2 separate regions of the Mus musculus genome follow, and region 1 is linked to region 2. The links are chromatin loops, found by intact Hi-C in ENCODE. Cell type or tissue: heart. All regions are shown on one strand.

Region 1 (4,000 bases), 65 kb after region 2:
GTGCCTGGGATGCGGAATACATTCCCCTGACAGGTTTCTAGATGTCTCGTTAGTAGCTAGAGAAGAATGGCAGGAATCAGCACAGCGTGAAGGGGAGACATGAGCCCTGGGGACACATTTGTGGTAGCTGCAAGAGGGGGTGGGGAGGACCAAAAGCATAAGGAAGTGTTGGTGGAAATCAGGTAGATAATTTTAAAATGGCTTATTAGCACGCATTAACCATGTAACGGGCTTAGTTATGCTTTCATGATGTGTTTCAATCGTATCCACTCCTGTTAGTCTCTCCTGTCTCTTTCCCCACACTCCTTGTTCCTCTCTGCAGCCAGCCCTCCTGTCTAATGTCTTTCTGTGTGTGACCTAAGGAGTTTCATTGGGATTGTTTACCAGCGTGTAAGTGGGGGCTCACTTACATCCCTGGGGAAGTCTACATTAAGTAGATTTATCAGACTCTCACAGGGCACTCTGCCTGAGGAAGAACAGGCCCCCTGTTTACAAACCAGAGTGCAGTCAGTAAAAAAACAAAACAACACAGACAAACAAGCCAAAACCCAGATGGTTAACTCACGTTTTTCTTTCTCCCCTTTCTCTCCTTTCTTTTATGTTTAGAGTTACACATAATCATCGGACTCAGCTTTGATGTTTTTGGAAGCACCATATGTGGCTATTGGTGTACGAGAGTCATCCAGATTATATTGACCGACCTCTTTAGCAACACACTGACGAACGTTGTTCTCTGTTTCTCACTGGTGTACATGACGTTTTACCTTGGTAAGGCAAACAAACACAAGAACTGCCATCCTACTAGAGAGCCTGGGAGTCCTGGTTTGCCCTGCTCCTTTCCCCTGCTTCATGTCTTCCTCCTGTCTGTTACCACCCCCCACCCACCCACTTGTGTTTTGTCACATCACCTCTCTGTCAGATCTAGTTCTCTCCTGGCCTCTCATTGTAACCTCATGTCTTTGCGCTCCTATGTCTGGGTACTCTTAGCCCTTTGAGCTCTATTCTCTAACCCTACAGTAAGTCCATGGCAGTGCCCTAGAAGCGGAATCGTCATGGAGTTGTTTCTGTCTGGACTCTTGAGCTGCTCACCCCATAAAATGGGAAAAGTTGGCGGAGAAGTTCCCGAGGGCTTTCCAAGCTCGTCATCCTTCACTCACTAGACTAAAAGGTCCTTTCAAATAGCGATCTTTTCTTGAATCTAGAAGGTGGGAAACGAGAGTGGGGAGATCAAGAGTGCTTGTGTCAGGAAGAGAAGCTGGGGCATCGGGTAAGTTGCAGGAGTAACTGTACCCAGCCCCAGTGGGCCTTCCGTTAGTTCAGTTTTGTAAAATTGGGACTTGAGGTGTTTCAGCTCCCAGGAACCATATTAACTATGACCAAACTGCTTTTGCTCCCCTCATACACTGGAGCAACTTTAACCAATGAAGATCTCAGCCGTCTCTTACACCTCTAGCTAAGGAAAGGCAGTTTTCTTTTTCCTGTAGATATATCGCCACCTAGTGGTTGCTTACTGCCCTGAGCCAGTCAAACTAGCGAAAACATTCACGGAATGCTCGTTTCCTTCAGCTTTATTTCTTTGCTCCTTTGTGAAAGTTTTGTGGATGCCTTACTTCAGTTTTTCCACCTCCCTACCAGACTGTGAGCCTCTTGAATATGAGTGGCGCTCATAGTCAGCTCTTCACTCGATTAGTTTTTCCTCCTTTCAGCCAAGCTTAGAGTTGGTCAAATGCCCGACAGTAATTTAATACGTGCTGATCGAATGAACCAACATTCCTTCTCAATGTGTTTTTGAGTAGACAGAATCCAGATATACTCCGTCAATCAGCAACGTTGGGAAATACTTAGCCTCTTTAAGCTTGTCTCTTCTATACAATCGGTCTAACAATACTCCATTTGTGTAAGGCACTGCATGCATTAATGAAGCTTGCTATGCTTGTGAGCTGCGGCTACCCTAGGGACTGGCAAGAGCTCCTTGTGTACACAGCTCCTCCCACCTCCTTCTGAGTGACAGTTGTTCCTGGAGGGGGGCGGGGCGTGTCTCTCTCCCCAATCCCAGACACTTGTTTTTGAGCCTTTGCCAGCTCCCTACTGTGTTCAAGACAGGGTGGCTCATAAATGCTGGTTCATTTCTTCTTCCTAATAGGAATGGAGGTGTTTGCAGCCAATATTTGGTGTCCCCTTAGACAGATTAAATGGATGATAGCCAAGGGCAGAGTGCCAGGACCGGGTCGCAGAAGGCGTTTCAGCCTCCCTTTCACGTTAGAGGATTCCCAGCCCAGACACACACGTTTTCGAGTTGGGATGGGACTCTCACATAATTAACAATACAAGTTCCTTATTTTCATTTATCAATATAACCAAAAATGTTCCGTCACTTTGGCTCAAGTCATTGAAACACAGACATGGGGCTGGCGAGATGGCTCAGTGGTTAAGAGCACCGACTGCTCTTCTGAAGGTCCCGAGTTCAAATCCCAACAACCACATGGTGGCTCACAACCATCCGTAATGAAATCTGATGCCCTCTTCTGGAGTATCTGAAGACAGCTACAGTGTACTTACATATAATAAATAAATAAATAAATCTTAAAAAAAAAAAGAAATGGAAATTGGTAGTCAGTAACTTTATAAAAAATCAATTTCTTGAATGTGTTCAGAAATATATTTGAAGTCATGCTAAGAACTGATGCAGTTAATTACAAGAATAAGCTTTATTTAAAAAAAAGAAACACAAACATTTGATAAAAATGTGTTTAAAACTCAGCAAGAATATATATGATAATAAATAAATCAAGATCATATACATATGTGTATATATATATATATATATATATATGTATATCAGACAAAAATAAGAACTAGCATGTACTCAAAGAAACTGGAAATAAGAGTTTGACAGTTGTCCCCTATCAAAACATTTGCAGAACTGTTAGCTTTACTCAACTTGATTGTTGAAGTTAAATTCGTTAGGAAAGTGCATATATATATATATATATATATATATATGTATGTATATGTATATGTATGTATATATATATCCAAAGTGAAGTTAAGTGAATAGATAAATGAAAAGAATTTTGATAAGTGGTAGACCAGTGGATTAAAATCAGTACTGTAGTAGTCACAACAGTGGTTAATACTGGAATCACAAGAGTGGCCATCCATTGCCATGCACATATGCCAAGGAACATATCATCTAAGTTAATGCTTGCAATAAGGATGTGAGGTGCTATTCACCCCACTTAACACCTGCTTTGCAGACGTGGGGACATTAATGGAGAAAGGGGAGGTCACATCCCATAAGCATCGTGCTGTGCCCTGTTTGAAAGCTCTTCCACTGCTTGCTTGGATGTTCTTTCTCTTCCTTTCTGTCTACTGTCACCCTGGGCTCCTTGGAGACTCTGTAGCCCGGCACCTTTAGTATTTTTGTGTTCTAACATTCTCCCTAGACTATGTTTCAACATTTAGAGCCCAGTGAATTGCCAATTTAGTCGGGGAGAGAAGGGCAAATGCTCCAGGAAGCAGCAACGCCTGGCCCATGCAGCACAAAGTCCCAAGGTGCTGAGCGGAGATTACGTCATTTCTTTTCCCACTCGCCCTAGCCTCAGTGATGATGCAGGATTGGCAAACTGGGTCAAATCTGCTCTGAGCTAAAAAAAGCTTTATGAAAAGAGCAGAATCAAAGAATAATATCTCATGGAGATGAAGATTATTTGAAGTCTAAAGTCTGTAGTATTTTATTGGCTAGCCAACCGTCTGCATGTTACCTCCGGCTTCTTGCAGCATCATAGCTGAGGAAGGTCCCATGGCTCACAAAGGCTGGGTGTTTATTCTATTGCCCATCTCCGAAGAAGCACTGCTATTCCCTGAGCTACAGCATTAGCCAATCCCTTGAAGCAACTTTCTAAATAAGAAACGCTGCTTTCACCTTTCCTACTGATTTTTTCCTCAGGGCGAATCAGTGTATAGATTTAATCACATTTAAATTTATTTCACTTTCTTC
Region 2 (4,000 bases):
TATTTTCTTACTATAGGGTCATGAGTACTTCCTAATGCTGTATCATGGGCACACACAGCAGCAAAGTGAACAGGACAAGAGAAAGCACAACAGTTCAAAGCCACTTGATGTATCAATAACAAATCTGAAAAGGACATCGATTCTCACTCTTTACTTGAACTTCATCTTGAGATCTTGCTGCCGCTGCCTGTAAGGTGCTGGGATTTACAGGTTTGCAAGGCCACGTCCAGCCTTCCTCCTAGTCCTAAGTCCTGTCCTTATTATGATGGGATGCCTCTTTTCTATGAGGGTCTCTGTGTTGTTTATCTTTGATGTTAAGTGACATGTGACAAAATAAGTTTGTAACCATAATACAAGTCTAAACAATGAATAAATACAACTGACTTGTTTCAATAAAGATTCTAGTACAATTTCTTAAGACAGATTGAGAAAAGGCATTAGTAAATTCTGGAGGAAGGCAGACTGGCACTACATACTTTTCTATTTTTCTACATCTATTTTAGTCTTTAAGCTTTACTGTAATGCAGCTATTTTAGTAAGCATATTGATGAACCCCAGTAAAATAATCAAACCATAACTGGGAATGCAGTACAGCATCTTACAAATACTACTTTTCCTTGGCAACAGACTCCTCTATATTGTACAGGGTATTACATTTATAGTAAGCTCACAAAATTTCACACTTAATGATTATGGATAACAAAAAACTACTATGCAAAAAGGCAGATTTAAATATTAAGAACCAGAAAATCCAAACTCTTTAGAAATCTAACTCCTACATATAAAATATAAAGCTGTAGTAGGGTATGGTGGTGCACACCTTTTAATTCAGCACTTGGGAGATACTGGCAGGTGGATCTCGGATTTTGAGGGCAGTTTGGTCTACATAGCACGTTCCAAGACAGCTAGGACTGCATAATAGTTCTTGTTTCAAAGCAAACAAACGAGCAAAGAAACCCAAAAATCCCTAGACAACACAAAACAACACAACCAAATAAACGAAGTTGCTATTTTCTGACATTACTAGTTTCGATTTACTTGAAACAAGAACGATTAATTCCAAGCAGGATTTGTTAAGGTTTGTGAATAAATAATCGTAAACGATGCACTGTTAGTAGAAGCTTAATTTCAATCACTGAAATCAATGTTTCATATTCTTAAAAAGGCTTACCTGCGCATTGGCTTTCCTTCCCTGCACCATGAAAAGTATCCTTCACCGTGTTCTAAAGCCGTACCTTCAACAAGAGAGAAGTAGTAGCTTACTAAAAACTGTTCGAGTTCTCCAGCAACTTGTATAATCACTTCACTCATTTCGTCTGTAATCAGGAATCTTACATCCTAATGTAATCTTTGCGTAGATGCGCAATCATAATGTAATGCCTTTAAGAGGACTATCACTAACTAAAGATGCTAAGGTGACAGATTATATGTGAATGTGAGGGTGACTGGGAAAGCAGTCAGGATCAAAATAGTCATGATCGCTAGTTGGTGTTTTCTGCTCAAGAAGCACCTGGGGAGTTTTTTGATTTTTTAACTTCACCATCAAGTATATTTGCAGAGTAATCACTTGATACCAGCAGCAGTACTAATTTAGTGACTCGGATAGGAAAAGCATTGTTTTAGCACTGAATCCGAAGGTTGTTAACTTATTCTGAAGTGACAAGCAGGCCGGAGGCGGTTGCCTTTAAAAACAACTCCACTTCCGACCAGCCCAGCCCGGGCAGCTTGAACAAGGGCAGGGAAAGTAGTTCTAGACTACAACTCTCCCAAGCTCTCGTCTTAGTCGCCGAAATATTGTTCACCGCCAGGATCTTGCTGGCTTCCAGAGAGAAAATGGGAGGCAGAGTGCTCGCTCCCTTAGAATTCCAAGTGAAGCTGTCCAGGATGCGGAGTCCTGCGTCCCCAGCAAGCATTGCACAGCCTTGCCCTGGCTTCAAGACACCTCGGGCAGCCAGCAGCAGCGCAGCCTGGAGCCCTGAAAGGCCCGACCGAGGAACCCTACCGTCCCTTAGAGGCACGACTGACAGGCAGCCTAGAAAGCACTGCCCTGACCCCGCCGGGCAGTTCGGCAAGTTGAGCTCATAGATCTGCAAAGCGAGACCTAGGGCTCTGTTCTCCATCCCGTGCTCTAGAGCTCTGACTTACTGGCTTTGACACTTTTCTCTCTGCGGCACCCTCTCTGCCTTCTCCGCCCTCTCTGCCTCCACCTCTGGAGCCGCTAGCGCAGGCAGGATGCGGCTCCTGCAGCGATTTCCTTTCCCTGCACCCGCCCAGATCCAGAAACAGGAAGCGGTCCGATGGCTAAATCCTTCCCACGGAACTGCACGTGTTCGGGCAAGTAGTTCCGTCATGGCTCCGGAAGTAGCTGTGCCTTTCGCTGAGCGTTTCCCAGGACTGGTACCATTAGTCGATCTGACTTTTACAATATACTTAGAGAGCAACCAAATAAAATATGTATGAGGTGAGGGTTTCATTTTTGAGTATATAACTAAAAGTCTGTTGCTGATGTATTGAAAACTATACAAGGCTATTATTAACCAAAATTTCTTTAGCTGAACTTTATTTGACATCTATAGACTCTGTGCAGTTGTTTTTGATAGGAAATATACCTCATATTAATAAACTTGTAGTGGGAATGATTGGTCTTTAAATTCAACTTCTAATTCTAGTTCTATGATACACTTTGTCATTTGGCCAAGTTTTTTCTTCATATGTACCAGTGATATATAAGTAAATAATATATGTACTAGTAACAGCTATGGATACCCCATTTATTATCAAATACTTAGCATATAACATTGTGTATTAGTTTATCAGTTCTAGTATCTCTCTTATTGAAGGATTTATTACCATTTTTCCAAATGGTGGTAGCATTATGTTTCAGATAGTGCCATTCCAGTCGGTACCAAAGCGTTATGTAACTTACAAAAGGGTAAGGGTATCTACGGAGCATAGCCTGTAAGGGTTAGAGCCACAACTTGATGCCGTGTACAATGGTTCTAGATTCTGGCCACAATTATATTATATCTTCCTCCAGAAAGGTTCAAGGATTCTCGTTGGTCCATATTATTGGTACTTTCAACTTTAATTTTTTGCCAATCTGATGGGTATAAAATAGTTTAGATGTACATTTTTCTGATCCATTGAAATGGCATCTTATATGTGCACCTCTCAGGTTTCTTTTGTGTAGATTGTCTAAAAGTCATCTTCAAAGTGACTCAGATTCTTCCAAAATATGAGTCATGATTTTAATTCTTTATAGCTATACAGTTCTATAGCAAGGGAGTTATAAAAACATTAAGGAATGCTAGTAACTAAAATGGGCTTTTAAGCCAGGGTGAAAGTAATATTTCCTATTCTTAACCCATTGATTCCTTCTTAACCTACTACCCACTGTAAGCTGGCTTGTGCTTCAACTACTCTGTTTCTTTTTAAAGGGGAGGAGTTCAGTGTGAATCAGCTCTTCATATTTATGCCAATTAACAAAGTATACATAAAAATAAACATATGAAAAAACTGGCATTTCCAATTATTATAGAACTCCTACAATCCCATAGGCGTCCTCTTAGGGATCCTAAATTTCTAGTTGAAAATATACTTAGAACTGGTTTTATAATGTGTGAGTCTGGGGCAATAAACAATACTCTGGGGGCCAATGAGCTTAACTTTTAGACATTTGATGAGAAATAGTGTCCTATTTGTCATGTTTAAAGGACATAGAATCCAAGGCTTAGTTGTAAACAAGACCCATGAGACTCTTGGTTTTGTCAAATCTTCATTTCTGAGGAAATAGACATTATAAAATTAAAACACAAGTTGTGTGGTTGCTTAATTACAATATCAGTATATCTGAAAGTGATGTACAGGATTTGCATTAAGAAAATATGTAGCAGGGAATCCATATCTGGTCTCAGTGATCAGGGAAAATATGGTTGGCAGCACTTAAGATATTCCTTGGTGTTCTTTGTCCCCAGTAATTGGTACCTTATGCATGTAGCCA

What was found. Peaks named below come from ENCODE experiments on the same cell type or tissue, not always from the same donor. Only the 100,000 strongest peaks of a DNase experiment are listed, where the experiment ranks them.
Region 1: it touches region 2 in a loop (4-fold over the local background); 2 of 42 quality-filtered maps call a loop at or near these places.

Annotation. Positions count from the first base shown.
Region 1 is chr1:161,194,194-161,198,193 of GRCm38, forward strand. It overlaps the pseudogene Gm6185. Among named protein-coding and RNA genes, the nearest start is that of Tex50, 37 kb to the left of the region's middle. In heart, a CTCF peak has its summit at 1,502 (motif pointing left); a DNase peak (open chromatin) is centred at 2,018; H3K4me3 peaks cover 1,220 bases; H3K27ac peaks cover 748 bases.
Region 2 is chr1:161,129,218-161,133,217 of GRCm38, forward strand. It overlaps Klhl20 (kelch-like 20), which reads right to left and starts at 2,262. Exons shown (of 12, transcript NM_001039482.1): 1 at 2,146-2,262; 2 at 1,172-1,235. The coding sequence starts at 1,179. In heart, a CTCF peak has its summit at 2,210; a DNase peak (open chromatin) is centred at 2,284; H3K4me3 peaks cover 2,069 bases; H3K27ac peaks cover 1,397 bases.